Linked DNA regions of Homo sapiens: region 2 is linked to region 1. Evidence: read pairs that join two places in POLR2A ChIA-PET (ENCODE). Cell type or tissue: PC-3. All regions are shown on one strand. Links, peaks and the distances in the headings refer to the core of each region. The heading gives the core; the rest is flanking DNA. Region 1 has its middle 130 kb from the start of TMEM170B. Region 2 holds the start of LINC02530 (long intergenic non-protein coding RNA 2530).

Region 1 (16,468 bases), core at 4,735-8,734:
ACTGGGAGTCATTTAAAATTCCTTCCAGTAAATAAATCATCTCTCCAATTGGTGACCACATTTTGTCACTTCTAGCTCCTTAATATTTCTTAACTTTTCCTCCTGAGTTGAGAGCCTTGCCAGTTTTCACTGGATTAGTTAAGTAACTGTCACATTGTTATTGCTTAGGCTATTTCCTCCACTAGACTATAAATTTTTAAAATTCAGCTCAACACTCTTCAATAAATGGTGCTGGACAAACTGGATAATCATATGCAGAATAATGAAACGAGACCCCCATCTCTCACATATACAAAAATCAAATAAAAATAAATTAAAGACTGAAATCTAAGACCCGAAAGTATTAAACTACTAGGAGAAAACACTGGGGAAATGCTCCAGGACTTTGATCTGGGCAAAGGTTTGTTGCGTAAGACCTCAAAAGCAAAGGCAATCTAAGCAAAAATAGACAAATGGGATTACATCAAGCAAAAACGTTCTGTACAGCAAAGGCAACAATCAGTAGAGTGTACAGACAGCCTACAGAATAGGAAAAGATATTTGCAAACTGTCCATCTGACAAGAATTTTAAAAACAGGATATATAAGGAACTCAAACAACTCAAGAGCAAAAAAAAAAAAATTAAAAAATAGACAAAAGATCTGAATAGACTTTTCTCAAAAAAAAAAAAAAAAAACCCTACAAATGGCCAATGGGTACATTTAAAAATGCTCAACACCACTAATAATCAGAGAAACACAAATCAAAACCACAATGAGCTGGGCATGGTGGCTCACGCCTGTAATCCCAGCACTTTGGGAGGCTGAGGCAGGTGGATCACTTGAGTTCAGGAGTTCCATACCAGCCTGGGCAACATAGTGAAACCCCATGTCTACTAAAAATACAAAAATTATCCAGGCGTAGTGACACAAGCCTGTAGTCCCAGCTACTTGGGAGGCTGAGGCAGGATAATTGCTTGAGCCCAGGAGGCAGAGGTTGCATGAGCCAAGATCACACCACTGCACTCCAGCCTGAGCAACAGAGTGAGACCCTGTCTCAAAACAAAACAAAACCCAAAAAACAACCACAATGAGATGATATCATCTCATCCCACTTAAAATGGCTTTTATCAAAAAGACAGGGAATAATGGATGCTGGCAAGAATGTAGGGAAAAGGGGAACCCTCATACACTATTGGTGGGAATGTAAATTAGTACAACCACCCTGGAAAACTAAATGGAAATTCCTCAAAAAGCTAAAAATAGAACTACCATGTGATTCAGTAATTCCACTGCTGAGTATATCTCCAAAAGAAAGGAAATCAATATATCAATGAGATATCTGCACTCTCATGTTTACTGCAGCACTATTCATAATAGTCAAAATATGGAATCAACCTAAGTGTCCATCAATGGATAAATGGACACAGAAAATATGGTATATGTAGACACTGGAATATTATTCAGCCATAAAAAGAATGACTTGAACCTAGGAGTTTGAAACTACTCTGGACGACATGGCAAAATCCCATCTCTCCAAAAAATTATAAACTTAGTGGGGTGTAGCGGCACATGCCTGTAGTCCCAGCTACTCAGGAGGCTGAGGTGGGAGGATTGACTGAACCTTGAAGATCAAGGCTGTAGTGAGCCATGATTGCGCCTCTGTACTCCAGCCTAAGTGACAGAACAAGACTCTGTCTCAAAAAAAAAAAAAAAAGAAAAGAAAAGAAAAGAAAAAGAAATCTTGTTATTTGCAGCAACACGGATGGAACTGGAGGTGTTTATGTTAAATGAAATAAGCCAAGCACAGAAAGACAAATACCACATTTCTCACTCTCATATGTGGGAGCTAAAAAAAAATGGATCTCATGAAGGTAGAGAGTAGACTGGTGGTTACCAGAGGCTGGGAAGGGTAGGAGGGTGAGGGGACGGAGACAAGTTGATTAACAAGTAGAAATGTACAGTGATAGAAGAAATGAGATCTAGTGTTTGATAAATCACTAAGGTGATTACAGTCTACAATAATTGTGTATTTCAAAATAGCTATAAGAAAATTTGAATGTTTCTAGCATAAAGAAAAGATAAATATTTAAGGTAATGAATATCCCAATTACACTGATTTGATCTTTACATATATGAATGGGCTGTGCGTGGTGACTCACGCCTGTAACCTCAGCACTTTGGGAGGCTGAGGTGGGAGGATCACTTGAGGTCAGGAGCTCAAGACCAGCCTGGACAACATAGTAAAACCCCAAATCTACTAAAAATGAAAAAAAATTAGCCAGATGTGGTGCCACGTGCCTGTAGTCCCAGCTACTGGGGCGGCTGAGGCAGGAGAATTGCTCGGACCTGGGAGGCAGAGGTTACAGTGAGCCGAGATCATGCCACTGTACTTTAGCCTGGGAAACAGAGCGAGACTCTGTCTCAAACACACACACACACACAAAGACCAAATTACATAAATGTATTAAATTCTCACAGGTACCTCTAAAATATGTGCATCTATTATGTATCAATTAAAAATAAAATAAATTCAGCTCAGCAAACATTGAGGACATTCCATGTAGGAAACGAAGGTGAATAATACTGAGTCTGTGCCTTTGAATAGCTCACAAATTTTAGGACAATAGCTCTCAATTTTTGAGAACACTGGAAGAGAATCACGTTTTTGGGAGCAATAGTATAGTTCGGTTTTGGACACTGTCAGCTTGAGATACTTGTGAGACGTCCACGTAGGAATATTGAGTAGTTTAGCCAAAACACATTGGGTGATTGTGTGATCCAGTATTACTCCTTTAGTAATTATGAGGTGTGGCCCAAGGTGCCTTCTATTTACCTGGGCTCTTGTTAAAATAGGAATGGGGGAAGTCAGTAAGTCTGCAGCTGTCAGGGGCCGTAGCTCTAATGAACGCCCACATGATGCCAACGATACTGATCCACAAACTTCACCTTCATGTGTATGTTGTTGTAGTAACAAGAAAGCTACCTAAGCATAATTTATTTATAGCAAGTGTATTAAGACAAAACCACCCAAGTCCTTCACTGGCAGGTGTAGGAATATGTACTATGATTCTGAAAAAGATGTAGAACTACGAAAGTTTGTCCGGAATTGGCAGATTCTTAGTCTCACTGACTTCAAGAATGAAGCCGCAGATCCTCGTGGTGAGTGTTATAGTTCTTAAAAGTGGCGTGTCCAGAGTTTGTTCTTTTTGACGTTCAAATGTGTTTGCAGTTTCCTTCTTCTGGTGGGTTCATGGTCTACACCAGCTCAGGAGGGAAGCTACAGACCTTCGTGGTGAGCCTCACAACTCACAAACTCAGTGTTGACCCAAAGAGCAAGCAGTAGCAAGACTTATTGCAGAGCAAAAAAAAAAAAAAACAAACTTTCCACAATCCGGAAGGAGACTCCAGCGAGTTACTACTGCTGGCTCGGGCAGCCTGCTTTTATTCTCTTCTCTGGCCCCACCCACATCCTGCTGATTGGTAGAGCCAAGTGGTCTGTTTTGACAGGGCGCTGATTGGTGCCTTTACAATCCCTGAGCTAGATACAAAGGTTCTCCACATCCCCACCAGATTAGCTAGATACAGTGTCCACACAAAGGTTCTCCAAGGCCCCACCAGAGTAGCTAGATACAGAGTGTCGATTGGTGCATTCACAAACCCTGAGCTAGACACAGGGTGCTGATTGGTGTGTTTACAAACCTTGAGCTAGATACAGAGTACCGATTGGTGTATTTACAATCCCTGAGCTAGACATAAAGGTTCTCCACGTCCCCACCAGACTCAGGAGCCAAACTGGTTTCGCGCAGTGGATCCCAGACAGGGGTTGCAGCTGGAGCTGTTTGCCAGTCCCGCGCCGTGCACCCGCACTCCTCAGCCCTTGGGTGGTCGATGGGACTGGGCGCTGTGGAGCAGAGCGCGGTGCTCATTGGGGAGGCTCAGGCCGCATAGGAGCCCACGGAGGGGATGGGAGGCTCAGGCATAGGCGGGCTGCGGGCCCTAGCCCTGCCCCGCGGGAACGCAGCTGAGGCCCGGCGAGAAATCGAGCGCAGCGCCGGTGGGCCGGCACTGGTGGGGGACCTAGTACAGCCTCCGCAGCTGCTGGCCTGGGTGCTAAGCCCCTCATTGCCCGGGGCCGGCAGGGCCGGCCGGCTGCTCCGAGTGCGGGGCCCGCCAAGCCCACGCCCACCGGGAACTCTAGCTGGCCCGCAAGCGCCGCGCACAGCCCCGGTTCCCGCTCGCGCCTCTCCCTCCACACCTCCCTGCAAGCTGAGGGAGCCGGCTCCGGCCTTGGCCAGCCCGGAAAGGGGCTCCTACGGTGCAGCGGTGGGCTGAAGGGCTCCTCAAGTGCCGCCAAAGTGGGAGCCCAGGCAGAGGAGGCGCCGAGAGCGAGCGAGGGCTGTGAGGACTGCTAAGGATGTGAAAGAGACATAATATGGTTTTATGCAGAATGCTTTTTGAAAGCCAGCCGTGTGTCAACTGCTATCTAGGCAGCAGAGGTAACAACAGTGAACCGTGAACAGGAAACCCAGGGAGCTTACATTCTGGAGGGAGGTGGACAGATAATAACAAGAAAACAAATAAGCAAAGTCATTTCAGATGATAGAAGTGCTGTAAAAAAAATAAAAATAGCATAATGCGATGCATCCTGGGGTGCTGCTCTAGTGGGAGGTAATTGTTGAGCCAAGAACTAACCATGCAGTGGAACCAGTCATGCAAGGACATGGGGTCAGAACATTCTGGGTACAGCAATAGTGTGTTCCTTTTCCTTGCAAGGGAAGAGGAAGGCAGCGGCCTTGAGGCAGGAGTGAGCAAGGAGGTAGGTGAGGATCAGTTACGTGTTACTGGACCCTGGGAAGCAGGAGGGGAAACAGTAGGAAATGAAGTCAAAAGATCAGCAAGGACCAAGTCATGCGGGGGCTCTGAAGCTGCAATAGAGAGTTTACATTTCATTTTAAATGTGGGAACAAAATAATTCAATTTTTTAAAAAGATAGCCAGGATCATAGATAGCCCTTGCTATCTTTTTTAAAAGGTGGCAAGCAAGCTCAGGACTGTGCTGTAGGAAGGTGAATCTGTCAGCAACATGTGGAACGGCCGGCAGAGGAAAGAGAGGCTCTTGAAATGCCTGCAATTGACGGTTAAGGAGAGCCTAAATGGGAAGTCAGACTTATGCTTCCAAATGAGGTTACAAGAAGTGACATACAAGATTCAAATAATACCCAACTCTCTTGATCCTAGGCATGCAAGGCCAAGAGCCTCTCAATAAGTCCCTCATTTAATCTCCACGACCCCACAATGCGTGTTAGAAATGCTGGTTTCCAGGGTTTTAACCTGGACCTGCTAAAAGAGAGACCACAAGGCCTCTGGTTGTCAATACATAACTGAGGCGGGAGAACAGGGTCTGGAGCTAGGGAACGTAAGTACTTCCTCGAACTAAATCAAATGAAAAACTCCAAGTCTCTACGACCAAGTAAGTAACTTTGTAACGTCACTTCATCCTCTTCATTTGCATAGGGTGTACACCAGGTAACCAATGGGAAACCTCTAGAGGGTATCTAAACCCCAGAAGATTCTGTAACCAGCTCTCTAGAGCCGCTTGCTCGGTCCTGCTCCCACCCTGTGGAGCGCTTCCGTTTTCAATACATTTCTGCCTTTGTTGCTTCATTCTTTCTTTGCTTTGTGTGGTTTGTCCAATTCTTTGTTCAAAACGCCAAGAACCTGGACACCCTCCACTGGTAACATAACTACTTTTGGGCAATTTTTAAATTCAGGGGAGGTTGGAATTAATGAGTGGGCCTCCACTTTCTTCTGCCAAAAGGGAATGAAGATGCTTATTATTTTCTGAGTGCTAGCATAGCTCTCTCTTACCCTTGGTGCCTTTCTTTAAATGCTGCAGCTCAACTTACAACCTGAGTAGTGAGATGGGAATTCCAGGATGAATCCACTTTAAACATACCAACTAGCTCACGTACCCCTGAACCTAAAATAAAAGTTAAAAAAAAAACATTAAAAAAGATTACAAAATATGTTCATGTATATTAACACTGTTCTGGTGATACGAACATTATGTAAATTAACTACTCGGTGTCTTGATTTAGTGTTATATAAACATTGCTAAAATTAAAAAAAAAAAACCAACAACTAGCAGGATGCTGGTGCCTCCTGAGGAAGCTCTGCTGCCTCTGGCAGGCATTGGTTTATTTAAAGCTAAGGCCAACCTTGGGGCAACGCTTTCCACTGCAATCCTCACGCATATTTTAATGTAAATGAGTTTCAGATCCTTTTTGAGAGAAGATTTTGCCTGGGAAATGGGACAGATCTGGGCCTAGAGTGCCTGGTAACGAACTTAGGGGAATAGAATGGGGAAGGGGATAGGGGAAGGAGGTGGCCTAGGGCACTGCACTTCACTTCCTTCACACATTTGCCCAGAGCCAGGAAACAGCCCTCGCCCCCTTCCTGAGCAGAGGGCTCTTAAAATAATGAAGAAGAAGAAAAAAATGTGGGTTTATAACTTTGCATTATTTGTGCTTGATTAGATTCTAACCTTAAAATATATATTTCTTTAAAAAGAAAACTCTGATCTGCATTTTTGACCATTTTTCTCTTGGCGTAGCTACTAGGCTGCCTTTTGCCATCTCCAGACCAGAAAAGCTTTCCTGGGCACAGGGAAGCCACAAGGCACAGTGGGGAGAATTGTGCACTTCAAATTTAATGTCATAGAAATAGGGAGATGACAGAAGCAGAAGGAAGGAAAGTCACCACTCACCATGCACTGACAGCATGCCCTGCTCTGTGCAGACATCTCTCCTGTAGATTAACTCAAGGGCTCCCCACTTTCCTCTGGTTTTCCTTTGAATCCCCACGATCGTAGATTTGCTCAAATGGTGACCACCCCTCCTGCCGAGTAATCTGTGTAAGCAGTAGCAATACCTAATATTTACCGCCCTTGTAACACACGCTAGGTGTTTTCCAGGAATTCCTTCATTGAATACTCTCAACACCTTAAGAGATGGGTCCTCATTTTCAAATAAAATTACTGACCCCTAGAGATACTGAGTGTCTTGTCCAGAATCAACAGTGCCATGATTTGATCCTAAGCCACTGGGTTCTAGAGATCATCGGTTTAGCTCTTACGTGATAGTGCTTTGACTTGTCAGGAAAGGCACAAAATTATACTTGCTCTGGTAAAATTCCCCGCTAATTTTATGTTTGAGGTCTTCAGGCTTCTTATTTTTTTTTTTTTTTTGCTCCCTTTTCTCCCTAAAAGCATCTCCTCTTCAACTTAGGTACCCAAAGCCTTGTCATATTATATATGTCATATTACATATCCCACTACCACCACCACCTCTTTTCTTAAAAGATTTACCCAATAAGATTTACTCATTCATGCTGCTATGCCTTCTAGGCACAAATGCATTTTTGGACTTTTCATCTCTATGAAACATTTTTTTCTTCTGAGAATTTTCAGCTATCCAGTAGCAGATCCATTTGCCTCTTGACCATGGTTTTGAGATGTCTTGGAATACCTGGGTGTGGAAACCTTCTCTCTAGGGTTTCCTGCTTACCTGCAGAGGGTGAGCCTCAGAACCAGACACTGGATGTATGTTCTCTGGGAGATGTTGAGCATTCATTCATTTATTCATTCATTCATCAAGTATGTATGATTGCTCCGACTGGCACTGGAGACTCTGGAAATCAAAACAAACATTGCTCCTTCTACCACAAAGCTCACAATGCACAGTCAATGACAGACATTAAGTAAGAAACTTCGATGAAAAATATATAGTTCTCAAACTACCTATTGGGTACAATATTTGGGTGATGGGTACACTAGAAGCCCAGATTTCACCACTATACAATTCATCCATGTAAGCAAAAACAACTTGTACTTTTAAAGCTATTTAAATTTTTAAAAAGGGGATTGTAACAACCTTCTTGATAAAAAAAAAAAAAAAGAAAGAACACTCCTCACCTCCATTTGTCGTTTCTTTTTTTGTTGAGACAGAGTCTTGCTCTTTCGCCCAGGCTGAAGTGCAGTGGCGCGATCTCGGCTCACTGCAAGCTCTGCCTCCCGGGTTCACACCATTCTCCTGCCTCAGCCTCCTGAATAGCTGGGACTACAGGTGCCCGCCACCACACCCGGCTAATTGTTTGTATTTTAAGTAGAGACGGGGTTTCACTGTGTTAGTCAGGATGGTCTCGATCTCCTGACCTTGTGATCCGCCTGCCTCAGCCTCTCAACCATTTGTCTTTTCTTTCCTCTTCCTTTCTCCCACCATTGGCATACCTTTGCCCCAAGGCTCCCAAATGCTGTGTGTGTTTACCCTTCTTTCCTCCCTGGTGCCAGTATCCTGGCTTGGACCTATCTCACTTCTGCCTAAGGGATGATCATCATGTTTGAACCAGCTCATTGTCAGCCAGGAAACCCATGGTTTAGTGGCCATTTTTCTCTGCTATGAAACTTCTGGTCATTTGAAACATGCAGGACAGGGTACAGCAAAAAGAACAGAGAGTAGTTGGTGGTCAAGTTCACAATGCCCATTAATTCATTCATGTATTCATTCAGCAAACATTCATTAAACAGTATCTGCCAGGAATTGAGACATAGAAAAAACACATAATTGTTGCATAGTAGAAAGGCTATAAATGTCTAAAGGTAAGAATCCCCTGTATCATCTTCATGCCTCTGTCCCTGATATTTAACTCTCTCCTTAAATATCACAAGGTGGGCACTCAATAAATATTTGTAAAATAAAAGAATGAACTCATATCTTGGCAGAAAATACAGGTATGTAAAGGACTGTAATAAAGTGGGATGACCATTCATTCAACAAATATTGATTGAACGTCTACTAAGTGCTAAGTACTACGTCAAGCCAGACAGATGCAGTCCTTGGTCTTAAGAAGTTCACAGTTAAACATTTGCATTGTAAGTATTAAAGCTGTGATGAGTGATGTGAAAAAGGCCAAGGCCTAGAGAGCATGTAACAAGATGTTTGCCTGGCACATGTGAAAGCCCAGTACCCCCCAAAAATGTCAGATTACATTTCAAAAATGGAAAGATTGATAGAGTTGAAACATTTTAAATGAGGGAAAAGAAAGAGTAGGAAAAGATGAGGTTAGAAAGAAAGCAAAGATTGGATTCCCAGGGTAAATGAGGAATGCAGGGCTTATCTCAAGAACAATGAGAAGCTTTTCTAAGGTTTTAAGCAGAAGCAAGGTATGGTAAGTTTTAAATTTCATAAAGTCACTCTGCCTTGAGGACAAAGAATGTCAGGAGATCAAGAGTGTATGCTGGGTTCGGTGGCTCACGCCTGTAATCCCAGCATTTTGGGAGGCCGAGGTGGGCGGGTCACCTGAGGTCAGGAGTTCGAGACCAGCCTGGCCAACATGGTGAAACCCCTCCTCTACTAAAAATACAAAAAATTAGCCTGGTGTGGTGGTGGGCACCTGTAATCCCAGCTACTCGGGAGGCTGAGGCAGGAGAATCACTTGAACCCAGAAGGCAGAGGTTGCAGTGAGCCCAGATTGCGCCATTGCACTCCAGCTTGGGCAACAAAAGCAAAACTCCATCTCAAAAACAAAAAAAAGAGTGGACAGTTGGAGACCAGTTAGGATGCTACTGCAGTAATCTAGGTGTGGAGTGACGTTGTTTTGAACTACAAGGGCAATATTGCAGACAGAAAGAAGTGGACTGATCCTAAATATATCTTGGATGTAGAATTGATAGACCTTGATAATTGGATGGTGGGTGGGCTAGGCAATAACAGCAGGGAGAGGGACTGTCAAGCATAACTCTTAAGTATCTTGGCTTGAGAAATTTCATGAATGTTTATGTCATTTTTTGGCATTTAAAATACTGGGGAACAATCGTGTTTTTGGATAAACATTATTGATTAAGTTGTGGATACTGTCAACTTAAGATACCTGTGAAAGACCTAGATGGAAATGTTGAATAGTTTAAATGATATTAATTAGGTGACTGCCTGACCCAATATTATTCCTCTAGTAATTATGGGTGTTCATATGGCCCAATTCAAATCAATCAGAATATCATCATGCCCAGAACACAATGACTGATTCCTAGAAAAGCCATATGAGCCTCACTGGACCAATCTAATTACTTCTCTTAATCTGAATGGGGAGAACAGATTTTTATACTCCGGTTGCAGAGCTGTGACCCTGTAAGTTCAGAGCTGTTGATGAACATGTCACCTCTGTGGGGATGATGTTGGATTGAAAAAATGAGGGTACCATACAGAGAAAGAAGAGGCAGAAGAAAAGACTACTGAGAATATAGGCATTCCCTTGTTTCTGTCCCTGGCTTGGTTACATGAGCTGAGTTGGTATTTGTCTATTAATACATTTCTTTCTCTGTCTCTGTCTCTCTTTCTCTTTCTCTCTCTGTGTCTCTGACTCTGCTTTATTTTAGCTAGTTCTCAGTGGTATTTTATCATTTATAATCATTCATGATGATGCTAGCAATTTAAGTATGCAGTTGGATTTGCAATTTCTCTTACTCAGAAAGAGATTAACTGTAGACATGTTGTTGAAAGTTGTAGATATTGATTTAGAATTTGAAGCCAGGGAGTGAATTAGATCACCAAGAAAGAAAGAGGAGAACTGAGGTATAAACTCTAAGAATTCTAACACTAAAGTTTCAGGAGAGGTGGATGAATTCTCAAGGAAATTGGAAGAAATGCCTCAAGTCATTGGAGGAAAACCAATAGATTGTGGTGTGTAAGAAGCCAAGGGTGTTTTAAAGATGTGGTGGTCAACTGTATAGAATCTTCAAGACAGGGAAAAAGTGCAGTAAGAACTGGCAATCAGCCATTGGATTGGGTAGTGCAGAAGTCATTGCTGCATTTTCCAAGAATAATTTCAGCAGAGTGGAGGGGTCAGAAGCCAGTTGGAGTGAATTGAAAAGGAAATGGAAGTGGGAAAGTAAAGCCTGAATATGGAAACAATTCTTTTAAGGATTTTAGCTGTGAAGGGGAGACTATGGAAAGGATGGCAACTGGAGAGGGAGCTCCAGAAAGGATATTGTTTACTTTTTTTTTCTTTTGGATGAGAGGGACTAAAACCAAATTATATTTAAAGATCTATTAGATCTTTAAATCTAATAGAGGGACTAAAACCAAATTATATTTGGTTTAAATCTTTAAATCTAATAGATGGACTAAAACCCAATTATATTTAAAGATCTATTAGATCTTTAAATCTAACAGAGGGACTAAAAACCAAATTATATTTAAAGATCTATTAGAACACACAGGAAGGAGCAGCTAACTCTGCCTAGGTGAGTAGAGAAAGATTTCCTCAAGGAAGCTGGGTCTTAAATGGCAAGTAAAGCTGGCAAGTAAACATTTCCTCAAGGAAGCTGGGTCTTAAACGGCAAGTAAAAATGGCAAGGAAGCTGGGTCTTAAATGGCAAGTAAAAACTTTCAATAAAAGAAGGCATTGGCCGGGTGCAGCGGCTCACGTCTGTAATCCCAGCACTTTGGGAGGCCGATGCAGGTGGATCACCTGAGGTCAGGAGTTTGAGACCAGCCTGGCCAACACGGTGAAACCCTGTCTCTACTAAAAATACAAAAATTAGCCAGGTGTTATGGTGGACGCCTGTAATCCCAGATACTCAAGAGGCTGAGGCAGGACAATCGCTTGAACCAGGAAGGTGGAGGTTACAATGAGCCGAGATTGCACCACTGTACTACAGCCTGGACAACAGAGCAAGACTCCATCTAAAAAAAAAAAAAAAAAAAAGGCGTTGCATAGAAAAGGAAGATTGTATGCAAAGACACAGTGGTGTGTTTGGGGGATGTTCAATAGGTCAGGGCATGAAAAACTTTAGCTCTGGACCTTGTTAGGGAGAAAGAAAAATGCCACAAGGCTTTTTGTACCTTTTATCTTTGTTCTTAACTTCATCTTTAAAATAATTAGATCAGGCCTGATTATGTTTAAGGTCTACTCCACTATTAAAATCCATAGTGACTGTTTCGTTAGATTGATAATACTCCCAGAAATGAATAATCCACTGCAGATGTTTCCTGAAATTATGCTCTATAATGTGTGGTGAGAGGCTCCTAGGAAGTTGGAGGCTCAGCCTAAAGTGGCCCACTTAGAAAAAAAAATTGTGAAGCATATTTGAAGTTTATTGTGTTTTATCTTAAAAGATCATGTACATCCTATTTCTGAATAGATCTGGCAGGATTTTCTTAATAAAGTGTTTTATTATTATTCACTGATGTCCCGGGAAGATAGGCCAGCCTCAGCCTTTAGATTTAATTATTTCCTGGTAGCTACTTACATAAACTCTGAGTAACAATGAAAGTCCATGCCTGGAACCTATTTTCTACTCTGAGTCTTCTCACTTGCCCACTCACTGCCAGCTTCACAGAGGCACAGTCTGAGCACCAGCTCTCTGCAGAAGTGAAATACAGTGGAACGTGGGGATGAGAAGAGGAGAGCAGCAAGAGTAGTTTCACTGGGTTAACTGATCTGTATCAACGTCCTGGGCTGGAGAGAATCAAGTAATGGCATGATGAGCCTTAGCATCTTAGCTGCTCACATATCACATTATTCACATCCACTTGGCTATATGAATTTTCTTTATAAAATAATATGAGAGGCCAGGCATGGTGGCTCATGCCAGTAATCCTAGCACTTTGTGAGGCCAAGGCGGGCAGATTGCCTGAGCTCAGGAGTTCGAGACCAGCCTGGGCAACGTGGTGAAACCCTGTCTCTACTAAAATACAAAAAAAATTAGCCGGGCATGGTGGTGGGCACCTGTAGTCCCAGCTACTCGGGAGGCTGAGGCAAGACAATTGCTTGAAACTGGGAGGTGGAAGTTGCAGTGAGCCGAGATTGAGCCACTGCACTTCAGCCTGGGCAACAGAGCAAGACTCTGGTCTCCAAAAAAAAAAGAATATGAGATATAAAATCCACATCATATTGCCTGAAAGAAAATCGCAACACACATTAATTAGATTCTTGGCAAAAGACTGAAAAAAATGTCCCAGAACTGTTGAAGCAAGTTATTTTTAGACAACTTTACTCTAAAATATGTTGGTTCCTCTGAATGAGTTCACAGCGTATACTGCATACCCCTTTGGTCTGATCCTCTTGAACAAAAACACCTCCATTTTTCCTTTTTATTACATAATAAAATAAAATGAGCAGTCTCCCAGCGCCATCCCAGAAGTACTCCTCCACTGAATGCTCTTTTTTTGTTGGCTTCTATCTACACATTTGCCTTCCTGTGAACCCTTTGCCCTACTTTTGTAACCTAAAGACATTAATAGAAACTTAAGTTCTTTCCACCATTCATTTTGTTTTTTGGTTGTCCCCATTTTTAACTCATGAGGTCACTCTGTGTTTCATCAGATTTCCTACACTGCAGCCTTCTGCTATTTTTCTACTAGAACAGCCGAGGACTAACACTTTATATGGCATTGCAAGGGAAGAAGGATTAAGCCATTGGTAGTTGCAGAGATCTGACTTGGTGATAAGAGATCTGCCAGTGATTAGAGACCCCACCTAGTTGGTCTTAAAATGGAATTAGTCCAGATGGTGCCAATGGGAATTAAGGGACTGCATGGTCCCAGAGCAAACACAATACCTGTCTTTTGGATGCTCTTAATCTCAGGGGCAAAGGAGGGAAATGGGGCTTTCAGAGGCTGAGCCACACATTCCCCCGTGATTATAGTGGTAAATACTTGTGATTTAAAGTGACTGTTTATCAGATACTAGAAATGTCTTTTAAATCCTTAAAGGAGTATAAAGGTCTGTTTGAGAGTCACGTGTTATGGAAATTAACAGGAGTTTTAAAGTCATTTATACATATTTCTGAGACTGCATCTACAAAGGTTTTCAATAATCTTCATTAAATATATATCTTTGGGACGAAACACAAGATTCATCTAGAAAACATGACTTGCGGATAAATATGTTTTCTTTGTGTACCTTTTTTGCTTACAGAACCTCTTCTATGTATAGCTGGACAAATTTCAGGCGCTATATGCAAATAGGCATACCAAGAGTGCTTACTTCTTTGTTTCCAGTTTCCTAGAATTTGGCATCAGAGTTAAAGTAGATTCTTGGTAAATGTACTGTTTTTAGGTACTAGGAAAATCAGAGGCTGTCTGTACTCACAAGGTTTTTCCCCTTAAATTTGTCCTTATCAACTTGTCTGATGACAGGAGGGGCATGGTGGCTCATGCCTGTAATCCCAGCATTTTGGGAGGCTGAAAAGGGAGGATTACTTGAGTCCAGGAGTTTGAGAACAGCCTGGGCATCATAGCAAGACTCTATTCTACCAAAAAATAATTTTTAAAAATTGTCTGATAACAGATCAATGTCCAGTCTTCAGCTTTAAGCTCAAATCTTTGGTGAAATGCACATAATCTGACTGAAATATTTTTTTGTATTGTTATTCATTATACTTTAATGTAAATGAACATTCTCAGAGACTTTGACAAGGAGTGGAGAGGAAAGCTCAGGGGACTGAGTTGCTGTGGGTGATAATGAGGAAAGCATCTCTGAGAGTGAAAATGAATACATCCTGACAGCTTAGTTCAACAGTTATTCATGGGGTGGCCTTGCTCTCGTTCATGAAACTAGTGCATTTCCTTCAAAGGGGAGGAGCTTCCAAACTTTAACATGCTATGTGTGCAAATAGGAATGGAATATATAGTGTCATGGAATCTAAGTCCAGCTGCCATTTTTGGAGGCTCCCTCTTGTGGGCATGCACCCATCTATGTCAATGTGGGCAAATCAAACTTGCCGCCATTAAGAAGTCTTAGACGCGTGCATATAATGCACGTTCTTCATGGTCAACTTTCTTACTGCTGGATGACAGAATTGACTTTTGAGGCTGAATGATGCCAAAATTTCTTGTCACATTACAGAGTTTGCATGTAGTTTTCCTTTCTTTCGATATCTTTGGTTTTGGTGTCAGGTAATACTGGTCTTATAGAAGAAAGCCTCTCATCTTTTATTTTTTGGAAAAGTTTACGAAGGGTTGGCATTCTTCTTTAAATGTTTGGTAGAATTCACCAGTGAAGCCACTTGCACCTGGGCTTTTCATTGTGAAAAGTTTTTGTTGTTGTTGTTAATTTTTATTACTATATGTGTAAGGAAAAAGAAAGATTAGTGGTTGCCTAGTGACCTCTAGGTAGTGACTAATTGCCTAGTGATTTCTAGGAGAAGCTCAGGGTTTCTTTTTGGGGTGATGAACATATTCTATAATTAGATTGTGGTAAGGTTGTGTAATTATGTGAATATACTAAAAATCACTGAATTGTTCACTTTAAATGAGCGAACTAGTATGTGAATTATATTTTTGTGAAGTCATTTAAAAAACAGGTATTGATTCTTTTCATCCTCTCTACTGCTTCTCTTGTTTCTATATTATTAATTTCTGCTTTCTTAAAACTTCTTTAGATTGCTCTTTCTTAAACTTAATTATATTTACTTTATTAATTAATTTAATTAAAATTACATGTTTACCTTTAAGAAGCACTTACAGCTAACATTTTTATAGGTAGTACTTTTATTCTGTTGTAAATATTTTTTAATTCTGTCATAAATGTCTATGTCCCTAAAATCATAGGCTTAAAATACGTAGGTATTTGAATATTTTGCAACATTTACTGTGATTTCCCTTTTTGTCCTCATGAGTTACCTAAGAAGACATGTCAAAAGTTTTCCAGATATGTTTGTGTTTCCTATCTCTTAGTGAATTTCAATTTTTGTTACCATGTGTACTTATCTTTACTCTTACTAATGCATTATGTCTGAAATTCTATTTTGTCTAATACTGATATTGTTACACAAAATTTCTTTGCTTATGTTAAAATAAAAACTTTAGACTAATTAAATTTGGCAGACTTTATTTGAGCAAAGAAAGATTCATGAATCAGGAAGCATTCAAGCCAGAAGGGGTTCAGAGAGCTCTGCCTAGCAATGCAAGCAGCAAGCTTTTACAGGCTGAACACAGAAGCAAAGTAGAGAAATCACCTGATTGGTTACAGGTAAACTTCAACTTTATTTGAACCTGGTGTGATGTGGCACTTTCCTGTTTGGGCATGGCATAATGAGTTGGCTGCCTGTGATTGGCTGAAACTCAGCTATTTGTTGAACTCCTAAATTAAGTTTCAGTTTGTTTACGCACTAAGTTAGGTTGCAGTTTGTTATGTAGGAATTCAAAGAATCAACACAGCCTCAGGCTAATGGCCTTCTACTTATTTAACAATTATTAATTGCAAGTTTTCACTTTTCCCATTACTTTCAATCTTTCTGTCTGATTGTGCTGGAGATTTTTAGTGTTTCTTATAGACATCAACTAGCTAGCTTACAAAGCTCTATCTGTTAGTTTCTGTCATTTATCAGATGCATTTAATTCATTTTCACTGTCATAATCACTGATATATTTGCATTTATTTCTACTACCCTATTTTCCTTTTACTATCCATTTTTATTGGATTTAA
Region 2 (16,468 bases), core at 4,347-8,346, 1.2 Mb after region 1:
GGTACAGTGGACAAAGTCCACAGAATTCTCCCGAAGGTAGAAAAGACATTAAATGGCTTTCTTTCCTTGAGTTCTTAGCTGGAGACAGAACAAAGCAACCTGTTCACTGCCCTCTACAGAAATTTGAATCTAATCAAGGGCTAAAAATTAATCATGTTTTTACAGGAAGAACGACATCAGGAAGCTTTTCTAGCTGGGGGGAAAAATGAGGATGGAAATAAAGCAATGCACTTCACAAATTTGAGAGTTCTGAAAATGACTCATCAAGCAATCATGTCAGGAATGCCTGGCTGTTAGCAGATGGCTGGTTGGGGTGTCAGACCAGCTTCTTGAGATCCAGGTTGAGGGATAGTGTCTCTCCTTCAGAACAGACCTTGGTGTAAACTTGCTGGGATCCACTCCAATCTAGGGATGGAGACTGTGGTCTTCTAAGGGGAGTTGGAGGGTGCTGTGCTCTCAGCTGTTGGTTGAATTTGGAAGGAGGAGATTTGTCTCAACACTCTTGTCTGTATCCTGAAACAATAGAAGCAGCCCTGCCTAGTGTCTTGGTGGGGCTCCAAGTTGATGCAGCACATTTTTGGAAGTGCATATATTTCTGGGAGTGTGGGTAGTGATTCAATTCATACAAATATATGCCCTTAGATGTGACAAATACCACCTTGTCTATTACCTTTTAATCTCAGTTAATCATGCGTCATGATTAATTATGATGCTTCTTATTTACTGTATAATACAATGTAACTTTTATATCATTTAATTTTTCATGTAATTCTCTTATCTACCTCAGCCAACTGTTAAGCTCATTAAGAGCAGGGATCGTGCTTTTTACTCTTTTGTGATCCCCCCACAGCATCTTATTATCATCTTTTCAACCAAAACATTGTTATTAAGAGTCTCTGATGTCCATGGACTATTTTTTCAGAGGTGATAGTTGTTATAAAATAAAAAACAGACTGTCATAACATAACACCAAAACTGGCTTGTGAATATGGGTTGTAGTACACTTATTTGGAAATAAGCCTTAAGATTGGGTTATTTAAGTGGGGTACCTACTAATGTAACTATTCACGAGACACAAGAATCATGACAGTAATAATCAGGGACGCATTATTGAGTTTAACAATACCTTAGAGCAGTGTTTCCCAAACTGCCCTCTTTGGTGTGACAGTTACAGCATAAATCAGTAAATCAGTAAGTGTTCAATGCACACAATGTTTGAATGATTGAGTTTGGGAAATGGTGCCTATTATATCACTCATATGAAAACTTCCCAATGTGTGTAATTATAGTAATGATTCTGTCAAGTCTTCTGTTAAGAAATCTGCTTAACTTTGTTTAACTCCATGTATTCTTGCAGGCCACCCCCCTTTAATTTTTAATGACTTATGAATTTTTCAAAAGGCACTCGTGTTCCAAGGAGCACCATTTGGAAAAGGTTCCCTAAGGAGTTTATTCTTTATATCAGTTATTTTTGATGACAACAAAGGGGCTTGTTGGGGAAAACCACAGCTGCTGTCTGTAATGAGAACGACATGCAGTTTACTCTGCCTGTGTCATTGGTACACTGTCTCTCCTTCCTGAGAAGCAGACACCAACTTGTAAGCAGGAGGGTAAGGGAGTAGTTTTTAGGCTAATTTTTATCTTTTCCCCTTCTCCCCCACACTTACCAGTCTTGCCTGTCCTTTTTTGTAGTGGAGTACTCATTTCCAGATTCTCATCCCATATTACTAAATGTCAACAAATTATTAATATGTCCTTTAATAACCACAGAAATGAGTTGTTGCTTATTGTTGAATCTGTTAATCCTTTCAACTTGTCTGTGTTCTCTCCGTAAGATCAATATTCTGTGATATTTGAGAGAGAATGAAAGAGACATAATACCTGCTCTCTTGATAGTTTTTTCCCTTTATCCCCTAGAATATTTTGTGATGATTAATAACCCATGTCTTCAAGTTCTTCCCGCAACTACCTTCATTGCCTTATCCCATAAACATGTTCAAGTCTCCTTTGTGCTAAATCAAACTCTCTTGACTCTGCTTGGTTATAGCATTGTTCTTCTCATTCTATTTTCGGCCAAATTTCTAGGAAAAAGTTATTTCTACTGTTTCTACTTATACCTCCAATTTATGCTTCAGTCCCCTACAATCTAGTTGATACCACATGCTTGTCCAACCCACTCTACTGGTATTGTTCTACGAACACCAATAACCATATCTCTGTCGTCATCCTGCTTGATTTTCCTGCTGCTGTAAATCCATTAGCCAGAGTCTTCGTGAATTCTATACTCTCATGGTTTTAGTTATACCACAGCTTCTTGGTTATTCTCATTCTCGGTCACTTCATGAGATTCTCTCTGTCCATCCAGCCTTAACTTTGGTGTTTCCTAGTGTCTGTTCTTGTTCACACTCCTCACTCTACTTGTTCTTTCTGGAGAACTTATTCCATTCTCAAATATTTAGCCTCTTTTTGTTTGCTGATGACTGGCAATTGCCAGTCTTTAGCATGGGCGTCTCCCCTGTATCTCAGACTCATGGAATCAAATGTCTCCCCAACACCTTTATCTGGATGCATAACAGGAACTCACACTCAACATATTCAAAATAGAATTCTTTATTCCTTCCTCCTATCTCACAAAGATTTACTCTTCCAAAGGCTAATCCTTACCACAGTTGATGGCAACATCATAGTCTTTGTCATCCCCTACAGAAACCTGTGTTCCACCTCCACTCTCCCTGTCACCTTCTTCTCTTTTCTTTCTGTCACCTTCAACATGAATGGGTCACTTAACCCTTTCAGTTCTATCACCTTGCCATACAGAATAGCCTCTGAACGGTAGTCTCGCTCATTCTAATTCATTGGCCTGTTAGAATAATCTATCGAAAATATAAATCTTGCTAGAAACTGGTGTGAGATTCTGATAGGCTACTGTCTACAGCAGCAGTGCTCTTTCAGGTAGGCTACAAATTCTTCACTTTTTCAACTACTTATCTCTGTGAGACTGGATTTTTTCAGACGTTTCAACGAAATCAACATAACACAGCAGATTGAATGCAGAAACAGATTTGAGAACCCAGCTGTCTTCTGTTAAGCCAGACATTAAAGAGACTTGCAAAAATATAAAGCGATGCCACCCTTCTCACTAAATTTGTTTCTTGTTTTGGAAAATATAGCTTTTTATAAAAATATGTTACTTAGGTTAACATGTAATAGAATTGCTTATTGTTATTTTAAAATGAAAGAATAAATAAATATTTTTAAATGCCTCAGTTGTAATGTCTAACACAGTAAATAGAGATTGATGGAACTCATGTATACCAAGTTAACTGGAACAGACAAGGCCTAAATTTTGTTTTTAAAGCTGATACACTTATTCTGTTTATGGCAAAAAGCCTACCAGCCTGTATGAGTCAGCATCACTTTATTAATTATGAGTGGGCCCCTTTCCACCTTTAGACTTGAAGCTAAAACTGAAATGCTTAGGTCATTAATCTTTGTACTGCAATGTTCATGTAAGAACTCATGCCTGTGGAATTCTCTAACTGAATCAGCAATTTCAAGAATTTTGAAGAATATTCTACTAAATGTCCCACAGGCTTAATACCTTTCCAACCAGTACGCGCAACACATAAATAAAAATAAATCAGCATGATTTGCTAACAAGGACTTAGCCCTGATCTGCTTTTACTACTAAACGGGAATGGAAGCCATGCGTGCTGAGAAAAACATGTCTGGTTACACAGTTTATAGTTTACAGAGTTATTAGTTTCCAGTTATGATGCATGAGGATCTGAAAGTAATGATATATGTATAATGATCTGAAAGTAATGACATTCTTCTATTGATAAGAAGAACAATATCATGATTCTGGTTAATATGCATATATGTACATAGCTATGAATGTGTACAGGTATGGGGATGTGTACTGTTATGTGTATATGTATGGGCATGAGTGTGTACATGTGTAGGACTATGGCTATGCATCTGTGTATGTGTACATGGACAGGTATGTGTTTGTGTATGTGTATGGGTATGGACATGCATGTATGTATGTGTATGGCTGTGTGCATGTTTATTGGCATGTTTATGGCCATATGTCAGTGCATGTGCATGGCTACAGGTATATGTATATGTGTATGTGTGGGTATGGGTGTGCGTGTGTCTGTGTGTACGTGTATAGCTATAGTTATGTGTATATGTACAGGTATGGCTGTGTCTGGGTATGTGTATAGCTATAGGTATGCAGTAATACCTGGGTAAACAAATCTTAGGGGGTGGGCATGGAGATAGGTTTCATTCCTGACAACAAAATGTTCTGTTATTCCTTAATCTCCTTCTGCTTATTACCCTATGTTCCTCCTTTCTCTTTTCCCTCCCTCCTTCCTTTCTGTCTTATTCTTCCTCTATGTCCAGCAGCTCCCAGTCTTAGCTTTCAGAGGCTGTCTGCCCCAGGTCATGTGTGGCTTCTGGGGAAAGGAGCCTACTGACACTCCTCAAAGTCAGCGGGCCTGCATTCCAGGCACTGCTGCTCAGAATGACGCAGGACCCTCGCAGCAAGGGATGGCCTGCGGCTCCCAGGGATATGCTAGAACACTCAGATGCAATCTGACAGGCAGCTTCAGTGATTTGAAGGAATTCACAAAGAACGTTTTGCCCCTCCTGGGTGAGTTGAGCTCCCTGAAACTGTCACTCTCCTTTCCCTCCATTGCTGCGCAAGGGCAGGTTGCAGACCCTAACCCACACTCTTTAGACAAAAATAGGGCTGTTTATTTGCCTGAGAGACACAAGGGTTTGAAATGTCTTAAAATTGTCCCTCATCATATGCCATTCAGTTAACCTTCTCCCAAATCTCACATCCCCATCCCCAGAAAAAGGAAAGAGGAGGAGAAAGAGGAACAGGAGAAGAAGCAGATAGCACTGTAATCTCCTTAAGGTAACAAAATATTATCTATTTCATAGTGAAAAGAGGCACTGAATGACATCGACTGTTGAGTCTCCTTGCATATTTGGGTCTGATTTTTATTGCTTCTGTGAAGGAAATTGATTAGAGAAAAAATGAAATCCTACTCCTCTCTATTTTAGTGTAAAATGTGCCCAGAATTTTAGGTTGATAAACAACTGAGATGTATTATTTTTTCAAGGCAAACATGTCTTAGGCTTCCTCCTGCAGAACCCTTGTAAAGTGAATCATTCTCTGAGTTTACTTGCCTCATATGAGTGATTTAATCCTAAGCTGCAGATGAGTATGAAATTGACTTTTTGAAAGTAAATTTTGTGTTTTATGTGTTTCATGTTAAGGACTGGCTGCTAAAAAAAATCATTGACATTTGACTCATTAAAATTTCCAAAATGTGCATGTGCAAGATTTTGAAGGTATAGGTCAGGTTATTCAAGTGTAACTTAAGCCATATGCCACAAACTTCTAAGAATCCCATTGAACAAAGATGACAACATTATTACAAATAAATAAATGAAGTCAAGAAAATTTACATTAATCATCTTAAGTCTACTTTGGATTTTGAGCCCAATAGTTTATCCTTAGGGCAATTCTTTCTCTCTCTCTCTCTCCTTTTTCTCTCTCTCTAACAAAGAGCCAGAAAATCACTTGTCAGCTTGAGAAAACCCATCCAGAAATATTCACCAATTTGTGTTTCTCAACAATAGGAGAATTGGCATTGTTAAAGAATGTGAAGACCCCTCCTAATTTTAGGTGCATGTCTGGGCATTCTGAGGTTTGCTCATCCCCTGGGCAACCCAGAGCATAATATTTTATTGTGTTACGTCCTTTAATGGCTTTGGGTTTGCACTACACCAGCATAGCGCACCCTAGTACTGCTGATTTTCAATGACTCAACAGGTTCAGACTCATAGACAAGAATTTCAGAACCATCGCCCAGGCCTGAATCAACCAGGACTAAATCCAATTCATCACCTTGCAGTGAGATTTGTTTATTCTTGTTCCAAATGTGGTTCAAAGAAAAACAAAACCTAGGGAATCTTGGTACAATTTGTCAGCTTGCAAATAGCAATTATTTTAATGACACTATATAGAATAGACTCGGTCACCCTGCCACTACTAGAATTCTTTTGACTTCTTTTACTTGACCAAGAGAGTCAGAAACAAGTCATCAATATTATTTATTGTTCTTAAAGAAAAAAAATGAATAATATACAAAGCCTTTCAGAAAAAAAAGATGGTACATCAGAATATTCATAATCCTTCCATTGTCTCCGGTTTTTGTTATTTAATTCTTACCCTGTTTATGGGTGCTCTTTGGAGCCCCATTTGTGTTTATTGGCAGGAATTATCTCAGGGAACATCTGTCTCATATAAATCTCCATTGAATTTTTTGGACCTTGGTTGAAATGGTACTAATCATATTATTGATAAATTACCACATATTGTATCATTCAACTGCAACTCTATTCTGGGAGTAGTAAATCCTGAAACTCTGGAAGTGGTCCCATTGACAAATTGGGTGTTGGGGTCCCACCAGTAACTCTTTGCAATTTTTTTTGAGACAGGGTCTCGCTGTGTCACCCAGGCTGGAGTGCAGTTGTGCAAACACTGCTTAATGCAGTCTCAACCTCCCAGGCTCAAGAGATCTTCCCACCTCACCCTCCTGAGTAGCTGAGATCACAGGGGCCACCATGCTTGGCTAATTTTAAAAATTTTTTTGTTAAGGTGGGGGTCTCCTTATGTTACCCAGGCTAGTCTCAAACTCCTGGCCTTAAGCGATCCACTCGCCTCGGCCTACCAAAGTGCTCGGATTACAGGCATGAGCCACAGGGCCTGGCCACTCTTTCCAAATTCTAACATCTCTAGTGAATGCCATTTTTCTCACTGACTTTGAAGATGATCCTTCCCACCACTGATGGAATAAAATCCCTAAGAAGGGCAGATGGGTATGGGGGATGGGGGATGGTGAGGAGATAGACTCTTCCCCAGCCACAACCGAAACTCTTACTGCCCCTGACTATTTCACAGTACAGCAAGGACACCATAAACAACCTATGATTTCCAAAGGGTGCTCTACCTTTGCTTTAAAGATAAATTTAAAAAGAATCTTTCCAACCTCTTGGAAAGAATTACTGATAGGCAGAAAAGTCTATTAGAAAACGCCACAGCTTGGAAACCATGGAAAGTTTCTGTTTTTGTGTGATTTGAGCTGGTCAATGTTGTGGAGTAAACTGATAATTCTTCTTCCCTGCCAGCATTAGGAGAAATATCCTTTAGCTTCTTTCAAGAGAGCGAGGCCCGCCTCTGAGCTTAAATCAACTACCTCAGGACACTGGATGATGCTCTCACTGTTTATAGAGACGGTTGGAAACAAGTCTTGCAAGGTATTTGGATAGAACTGACTGTTGTGGGTCAAGACCACAGCTATACAAATTGTTATTTAAAAACTATGACATCAATTGTGGTATTTCTTAGTGTTAGAGTGAGATATTTTTTTTTATGTCCTTTTGTGGGACAATGTATTTGCTAGCCATGAAAACTCTCACACAGCTTGTCCAAACACACTTTGCCTGTGACATGCAATCCATCTTCCTTCAACTGAGGTAAATCATTTCTCAGAAGTCTACAAGAAGCTCCAAATGAGGCCAGGCACAGTCGCTCACGCCTGCAATGCCAGCACTTTGGGAGGCCGAGGCGGGTGTTATCAATTGAGGTCAGGAGTTGGAGACCAGCCTGGCCAACACGGTGAAACCCCCATCCCTACTAAAAATACAAAAATTAGCTGGGCGTGCTGGTGCGCGCCTGTAATCCCAGCTACTCGGGAGGCTGAGGCAGGAGAATCGCTTGAACCAGGAAGGTGGAGGCTGCAGTGAGCAGAGATTTTGCCACTGCACTTCATCTTGGGCAACAGAACAAGATTCCATCTCAAAAAAAAAAAGAAGCTCCAAATGCCAATCATGAGTAAAGAGATAAGCCATACTTAAACTGAAGTTTGGTTGTTTCCATGAGCAGGTAGGTTACTAAAGTGAACATCTTGGAGATCCCATACAACACATGGATCAACAGAGCCGCTGATGAATTAAACACTCTGGTATCTGAGCATACAATGTTTTGTTCTGCTTGTGATGGCAGGAGTTAACATTTGAGTCTATTGAAATTCAAATAGGGCCTCCCTTAGCAATTTATCCATGTCTATCTTTGGGATTTATCTATCTCAGTTTGTGTCCCAGTCATATATGAGTCCCTGCTCTAACTCTAACCAGACAATCTCTAACATGGATATGACTGGTTAGAGACAATAATACCCATGTTGGCTGGATACAGGTCTGAATTCCTTTTCCTTACTCAGTATTACTCTAGTAAGAAAGAGTGCATACTCTTGGTAAATAAATTGTTAATGAGTATAAGTAGATATTGTCTGAAGAATATTTTGTTTCTTCTAAACAGGCATACATTTATACAGAGAGACATATGTTGATGACTACATTCTTAGGACTGAGAAACTTTTTGTTCCTGTTCCTGGGTAAATGATATTTAATTTATTTTGGAGAAAAATTTCTATTATTGGTTTTTCACACTTTCAAAACGCAGGACAGACACAAGGAGACAGACTGGTTGATTTTTGGAAGTAATTTGATGTTTCTCTAATATTGGCCTTAACTTCCAATTGATGTTTAAGCTAATTTTCTTTTAAAAGAGAAGTTAGTTACTGCCTCCCTTAAAAAAGAAAAATAAAACTCCTAAGAAACCTATCAAAATATCAAAATACTTTATATAATTAATTACAAGTTAATAGTTATAGCCAATAATTAAAATTGTAAATCTTAGATGTATTCAGTGATCCTCTGAAAAATGTAAGCTGAAATTTCACTTCTTTATTGGATTGCTCTCTGTTCTACCAGGCTTTGTCTAATTATCAAAAGAAAAGTAATATAAACTATACTTGATTAAACATTGTGGACAGAACGAAAACCCCAAATAATTTCTTTTTACCATGCAGCTCCTAAGGAAAAATACCTTCAAAATGCTGCAAGCACAATTTATTTAAATCACGCGACTTCCAGGTCTATTGCATCCAACAGATGGAGAGGACTTTTTGCCCTGTCCAGACAGACACCAAGTTTAAAAACATGTTTAAAAAGCCCAAGCACCTTTTTGATCTAACTTTAAAAAGCATTGTCAATGTCAAGAACACGGTGACTGTGGCTTGTTTATTATGCTAGGAGGAGTCTTCTATGTTGTATTGTTTGTGTGGTATGAAGTGACATTGTATGCCTGCTGTCCCTCTGGGACCCTCATGAAAAGGAGGTATTTATGTCCCTGCCTGTGCCCGTAAATGAATTGCCCCCTAAAGTAAATATAATATATAAAGCTATGTCTGGCTCCAAAGTCATGCTATGTGCCTCCCTCTGGCTATAGAGGAAGTTACTCTTGCTTATCAGAAGGCCAAATTTGGCGTGGCATTATTAGGTTGCAGGCAATATGGTAATGGGACCCAGAGAAGTGGTTTTAACCAACAGAGAATGCCTCTGAGCCTGCTGGCTGCCAGGGGAAGTGTACATTACCTTACCCTTGAGCTCGGAGAACTTATGTAAATGCAAAGAGAAGTCAGATCCTTTGAGAATTGGCATCATATCACTAGTTCGTGCAGGGGAAGTGGTTAAAGACATCAATGTGAAAATACATTTTCACTTCCATGGCATGGAAGTTGGAAAAACTAGAATTTATTTTACTTTCTTGCTCTAAATCAATCAGGAATTACTAAGCTCCCATGAGGAAACCAAATATGCAGGAAGTTAGCCACTTGACATGACTGCGGCCACATTTCAAGCTAGACAATGAGACAGGACAATAGAGAAGGAAAGTCAGGTTGAAATTATATGGCTTCATGGCTGAACAATGCCATTTATTTCCTCTTCCTGATGCACAGCTTCTGCCCATGAGCCATCAGTTCTATCCAATTCTTTTCTATTTCTCCAGGTTCTTCAGAATATTTGTGTCTGATGTCAGTTGTTAGTTCAATTGCATTGTTAGAGTTAAATAACATTGCTTTGAAGCCATGAACATATGGATTAAAATGCAGACTCTGCTGCTTGCTGGCTCTGTGGCTTTATACGGCCTTTCTGAGCCCTGCTTGTTTTATGAAAACATCATACAATCTATATTAAAAGTTAGATGGGCCTGGCATGGTGGCTCACGGCTATAGTCCCAGCACTTTGGAAGGCTGAGGCCAGCAGATCACGAGGTCAAGAGATCAAGACCAGCCTGGCCAACATAGTGAAACCTCGTCTCTACTAAAAAGACAAAAAATAACTGCTCATGGTGGCGTGCACCTACAGTCCCAGCTACTCGGGAGGCTGAGGCAGGAGAATCGCTTGAACCCGGGAGGCAGAGGTTGCAGTGAGCCGAGATTGCCCCACTGTACTCCAGCCTGGTGACAGAGAGAGACTGTCAAAAAAAAAAAAAAAGTTAGATGACACCTGAAACACAGAGTAGTTTCATGGAAAGTGAAGATTTGAAAGCAGATCATCATTATAAGATATGAGAAAAACAACTCATCAAAAATATTTTAAGAGAAAGCATTATTTTAAGAGAAAGCATTAAACTGAGGTATATTTTGTTAATTACTATCCTAAAACTTTTAGTGCTTACCACGTGTAATGTGTTGGCATAATAGAAGACATAATTTCTCCCAAAGGCGTCAAACTTGTCCTTGATACTCAAGTGAAGATATTGGTCAGATGTTACTGATTTTAATTTAAAATTCAGAAATAGAAATATGCCAGGCACTGTGGCTAATGCCTATAATCCCAGCACTTTAGGAGGCAAGGCGGGAAGATCACTTGAGCCTGGAAGATTGAGGCTGAAGTGAGCTATGATTGCACCACTGCACTCCAGCCCAAGCTAGAGAGAGAGAGAGAGAGAGAGAGAGAGAGACTCCATCTCAAAAAAAGAGAGAGAGAGAGACCCCATCTCAAAAAAAAAGAGAGAGAGAGAAAATAAAGTTTCAGAAAGACTTCTGAATCTTAAAAAATTAAACATAAGTCTATGAAAACATAAGCAATAGTCTCATACTATTGTATGAGTGGTCTCTTCTTTTCTTTCTCTCCCAAGGATATCCTTCTCAGCCTAAAACACTTTTGTCGACACTTCGCCCAATATCCATCACATTTTACATCTGCTAAGAATTTTAACTTTTATTGTCAGTTTAACCAACAATTCAATAATATAGAAAGCGGAAGAATCAGGATTGATTCAGCCAATTCAAACTTTACATACTGAGGCATTTGCAGCAAATCTAGTAAACATCTTTGGATTTTCCAGAAACTTAAAGCAGTCTATTTGTTTGTGTCTCCCTGTTTTGTTTTGTTTTTTTTTTTTTTGAGGTGGGGGTCTCGCTCTGTTGCCCAGGCTGGAGTTCAGTGGTGCAACCATAGCTCACAACAGCCTCCGCCTCCCGGACTCAAGTGATCCTCCTACCTCAGCCTCCTGAGTAGCTGAGACCACACGTTTCATTCACCATATCATCTCAAAGCTTAAATAAGAGCCTGTCAAGCACCAAATAAAGTTGGAGTAGGAAGAGTGGTGTCAAACTTTTGAAGAGAAAGTTTTAAACTGAGCATTCCAAGAAATAACTGGTGTTTTCTCTTCCTCTTGCTGATTGGAGAAACTGAAGGATGGAGCAATTAAAATTTCCCAACCCCATTCAGTGGAAAAGGAAACATACTGTGGAAAGAATTGCTAGCAATTGTAGTCAGTGTCCATCTCTATGGATTTGGCGTGGAAATTCACATTACAACAAGTGAAAAACAACTCACGGTACCCTCAATACAATGGGCATCGATTCTGCTTCCCTTGGTGATTTAAAAACAAATCTGGATCTGGATATATGTGCTTTAGAAAATGCAATTTGTCGACTTGGTTGTTACTATATGGCATTTGTAGAGCTTGACTTAGGCTTGTCTTAAAAAAAAAGCTTCTTAAAACTGTATGCCTTTATCAGAAGTCGCCCCTCGGCTATTTACAAGTGCCATGGTTACAGACCTGCTAGACTGATGATATTCACATGCAGGAAACAATGCAAGGAAAACAGGATTTGCACGGCTCCGACTGCACTGGCCCAAGAATTCCAGGAAGTGATTGTACTTTATGAAACCGTCTGTGCTCCGCTAGATTGTCTATAGCTTTTAAGGTCAAGTCCTATCACGGCGAGTTTGCAATGCCCTTTGTAACAAGGCAGAGTGTTTATGAAGCTGAGTACATGCTGTATTGTTTATCAGCCCAGGCAGTTGAAAGGTGCGATATTCCAATCTTGTGGTTCAGGATGGCACTGGGAATCGATCACAGGCTTTTCTGACATAGGCTTGGGATTAGTTCAAAGAGTCCCTGGCAACAGTGACCATGCGACAGTCCAGCACATGGAGAAAGTCACGAAGCCCACAGTCCCTGACAGGAGAGATGGGTTTGTGTGGGAGATCAATGTGGGGAGCACTGTGAGTTTATGTTTTAAGATCCCTGTGCTTCCTGCTGTAGCTGAGCAGTCTCCTTGGAGAGTGAAAGGTGCTGGCGTACAGTAACTGCTGATTCTGAGAGTACGGAAAGGAGAGTGAGACAACAATGGAATTTATTTCTTCGTAAGAGAGCTGGGAGGCAGCCAGGCATTCCAGGCCCTTGCTCTCGAATTCTTTGATTTCTCTACATGCATAATGACTAGAGACTCCTGTTGCCTCTGGACTCGGGGATACTGGAGCCGGACAGTGGACGCCCAAACCGCTCATGTTACTCCACAGCCCTGCCTAATTTTAGGCGCCAAGGCTGGACGTGACTGACCAGACTCCTGCTCGCTCCCTCTCCACGAATGATGTTGGTCCCTGAAGCTAGGTTAAACAAGCAATAGTCCACAGCTATTGTTAAGGACGCTGTCGTGATGGAATCAGCTGGGCACTGGGCATCCTTTGCACTCGGAGTGATGGCGGCTAGCCAGGCATCTGTGAACTTTCTGGAGACATTTAGGTGTTGTGTACCAAAGTCACGGCACCTTAGGGGCAAGCATGATCCCCCAGTGTTTTCAGATGCGTGGACTGAATGAACCTCAGTGAGTGACTGCTGATGTCAAATCAATCAATATCGATTTAATGAAGTCTGTTAGTTTATAAGTCAAGTGACTTGCCATTAGGGACTGTTTCCTCAAGGATGACAAAATAAATAACAACAATGAAATACTTTTTATCCAGTTACCACGTTCTGTGCCCCATACTGGCTTTTGAAGATCTGGCTTTGCAATGTAGCGTTGTATTTTATTGACTGAATTTTATTTTATTTCTAAATTCATAGGCATCTTGAGGTTCATCACTTCATAGGTACTCTGGACTAACATCACATAGTTATCAAGCCTTTTAATAAAACTGTTATTTTTTTCTAGTAGACTCAATAGAGGACCATTGTTGGATGTCTTATAGGCATAACTACCTCATAAAGGGTTGCTAATTACTGGCCAAAACACTTAACTAAATAAAAATTAAAAGTTCCACTCATCAGGTAAGAAGAGTCCTGAAACCTGTGTTTTGGTCTTGACTCTCCCATTAACTCCTAGGAAATTTTACCTCCCCCAGTGACAGACATTGGGATAATCATTCCCTGCCCCTTTGTTTTTCCTCTGCAAAAAGAGGTGCTTTAAATATGTAATTGATCTCTAGGGGATTTCCCATCTATGAAGATTGAATCTCTAACACTCGGCCTGTAAGTCAGAAGACTCAGAGGTGTTTGAACCAGAGCAACTCCATCTCGAATAGGAGCTGGGTAAAATAAGGCTGATACTTGCTGGGCTGCATTCCTACTAAGTTAGGCATTCTAAGTCATAGGATGAGATCGGAGGTCGCACAAAATACAGGTCATAAAGACATTGCTGATAAAACAGGTTGCAGTAAAAAAAGCCTGCCAAAACCCACCCAGTCAAGACAAGAGTGACTTCTGGTTGTCCTCACTGCTACACTCCCACCAGCACTGTGATAGTTTACAAATGCCATGGCAACATCATGAAGTTACCCTATAGGGTTTAAAAAGGGGAGGCATGAATAACCCACGCCTTGCTTAGCATATCATCAAGATATAACCATAAAAATGGACAACCAGTAGCTCTCAGAGCTGCTCTGCTTCTGTACGCCATTCTTTTATTCCTTTACTTTTTTAATAAACTTGCTTTCACTTTACTCTATGGATTCACCTCAAATCCTTTCTTGCGCAAGATCCAAGAACCCTGTCTCGTGGTCTGTTACCCCTTTCCGGTAACATTTAGAGAGGGAAAGTGAAAGCTTCCTAGGAGAAGTAGGAAAGTAGAAAAACAAAGGAGGAAAAAAAAAAAACAAAGTATGAAAATTTGAGGAGAAATACTGCTATAGGGAGAAAAATAATTAATAATTATTTACTTTGTAAATATAAAGTATTATTTTTAATACTTTTTTCACATTTATTAAATCCTTAGAAAAATTCTAGGAATTTGATATTATGATTTTTTAATGAACAAATAAGGAAACTGAAGTTTGTAAAGTCTTTTTTTTTTTTTTTTTGAGACAGAGTCTTGCTCTGTTGCCCAGGCTGGAGTGCAGTGGCATGATCTCTCAGCTCACTGCAAACTCCACCTCCCGGGTTCAAGCGATTCTCCTGCCTCAGCCTCCCGAGTAGCTGGGATTACAGGCACCCACCACCACACCCAGCTAATTTTTATATTTTTAGTAGAGACGGGGTTTCACCATATTGGCCAGACTGGTCTCGAACTCCTGACCTCAGGTGATCCACCCGCCTCAGACTCCCAGAGTGCTGGGATTACAGGCGTGAGCCACCTCGCCCGGCCTGTAAAGTCGTTAAATGACATGCCAAAGATACATTTGATTAAGAAGTTGAGTCTAAAACAAACCAAGCTCTTGGGCTCCAAAACTAGGGCCCCTAAAAGGATCCACCTGCAAAGGAGGAAGTGTCTAATTGGAAAGAGGATGAACTAAAAGCACATTCAGTCTTGGTTTTTCTAGCTATACCTACAATGTTCAGTCTTCTCTGTTTCAGGTAGCATAAATACAAAAGGCCATGGGCCTTGCGTAAGAACGTTTTCTGATTTTAAACGTGCTAATTTTATTTTTTACCCTGTTAAGGTATGTATACATGAGAGGGAAAGGAAATTATGGAGTTATTTATTTGAGGTGTATCTAAGTTTTTTTAAAAGTACATTAGAAATTATGAAAACTGTACTCTATGCCCTAATGCTCTCAACACATTATCAGATTATGTAAATAAATACCTGGGCAAACTGCTTTATTTATTCAATGTTTATGCAGTTAGAGTTAAGAAAAATGCTATCTTTAGGCTTGGCATGGTGGTGCATGCCTGTAGTCCCAGCTACTCAGGTGGCTGTGACAGGAGGATTGCCTGAGCCCAGAGGTTCATGTCCAGCTTGAGTAACATAGCAAGACCCCATCCCTCTCACTTAACAAAAAGCTATATTTAAAAATTATAGGAGGCAACAATAGCAGTTATCAGAGAAAAAAATTGTTTATAGTTCTTACATTAGAAAAGAGGAAAGTCTTAAAATTGAGTGAACTAAATACCCAACCTAAAACAATTGAAAAAGAACTGCACAATAAACCCAAAGAAAGGGAAAAAAAGATAATAGAAATAAGTACAAAAACAAATAAAACAGAAAGTAAAATTTCAAAAAGCTAAAAATTGTTCCTTAAAGCGATAAATGTCTGGTGATATTTACCCCCCAAAAAGGAAAAAATATGAAAACAAATAGCATTAGGCATAAAAGAGAGAAGATACTTATTCTTTCCATAGATATTAGAAAGGAAAAAAAAAGAATATTATGAACAACTTTAGGCCAACAAGTTGTGAACAGATGAAATATATGTATTTGTAGAAAATATTACATAAAAATAACTTAAGAAAAACTAGAAATCCCCTGTATAGTAAAATCTAATTCAATCTGTAGTTAAAAATCTTGTCACACAGGAAATAATGTGCCAGAAGAGTTTACTCATGCTACCAAATATTTCTTACATAAATTCAAGAACAGAAAAAAAGGAACACTTCCAAGCATATTTTATGAGAGTTGTATAACCTTGATATAAATGCTAGCCAAGGACAGAACAAAATAGGAAAACTACAGATCAGGATTATTGTAATTCACTACTTTAACAAGTTAAAAGAGATTAAACCATATAATTACATCTATAGTTGCAAAAAAGATGTTCAATAAAATCAATAAACATTAATGATAATACTTTCATAAAAGTAGAAAGAAAATGAGTAAAAAGACTTAGAAAGGAAATGTCTTTAACTTCATAAAGAAGACCTACAAAACTCTAGGGCAAATACGATATATAATAGTAAAAGTTACAAGTATTCTTTTTAAGATCATGAACAAGACAAGGATGACCAGTCTTACAACTTCTTTTTCACACTGCAGTTGAAGTCTCAACTATCAAGACAAAACAAGAAAAAGAGAAGTTCTAAGAATTA

What was found. Peaks named below come from ENCODE experiments on the same cell type or tissue, not always from the same donor. Only the 100,000 strongest peaks of a DNase experiment are listed, where the experiment ranks them.
Region 2: POLR2A ChIA-PET joins it to region 1 with 13 read pairs; 1 of 35 experiments calls an interaction of 5 or more read pairs at or near these places.

Annotation. Positions count from the first base shown.
Region 1 is chr6:11,398,736-11,415,203 of GRCh38, forward strand. No RefSeq gene overlaps it. Among named protein-coding and RNA genes, the nearest start is that of TMEM170B, 130 kb to the right of the region's middle. In PC-3, for the core only: no CTCF peak of the experiment used is centred there; no DNase peak of the experiment used is centred there; H3K27ac peaks cover 512 bases.
Region 2 is chr6:12,573,103-12,589,570 of GRCh38, forward strand. LINC02530 (long intergenic non-protein coding RNA 2530) reads right to left here and starts at 12,302. Exons shown (of 2, transcript NR_149140.1): 1 at 12,002-12,302; 2 at 9,666-10,405. In PC-3, for the core only: no CTCF peak of the experiment used is centred there; a DNase peak (open chromatin) is centred at 5,849; H3K27ac peaks cover 781 bases.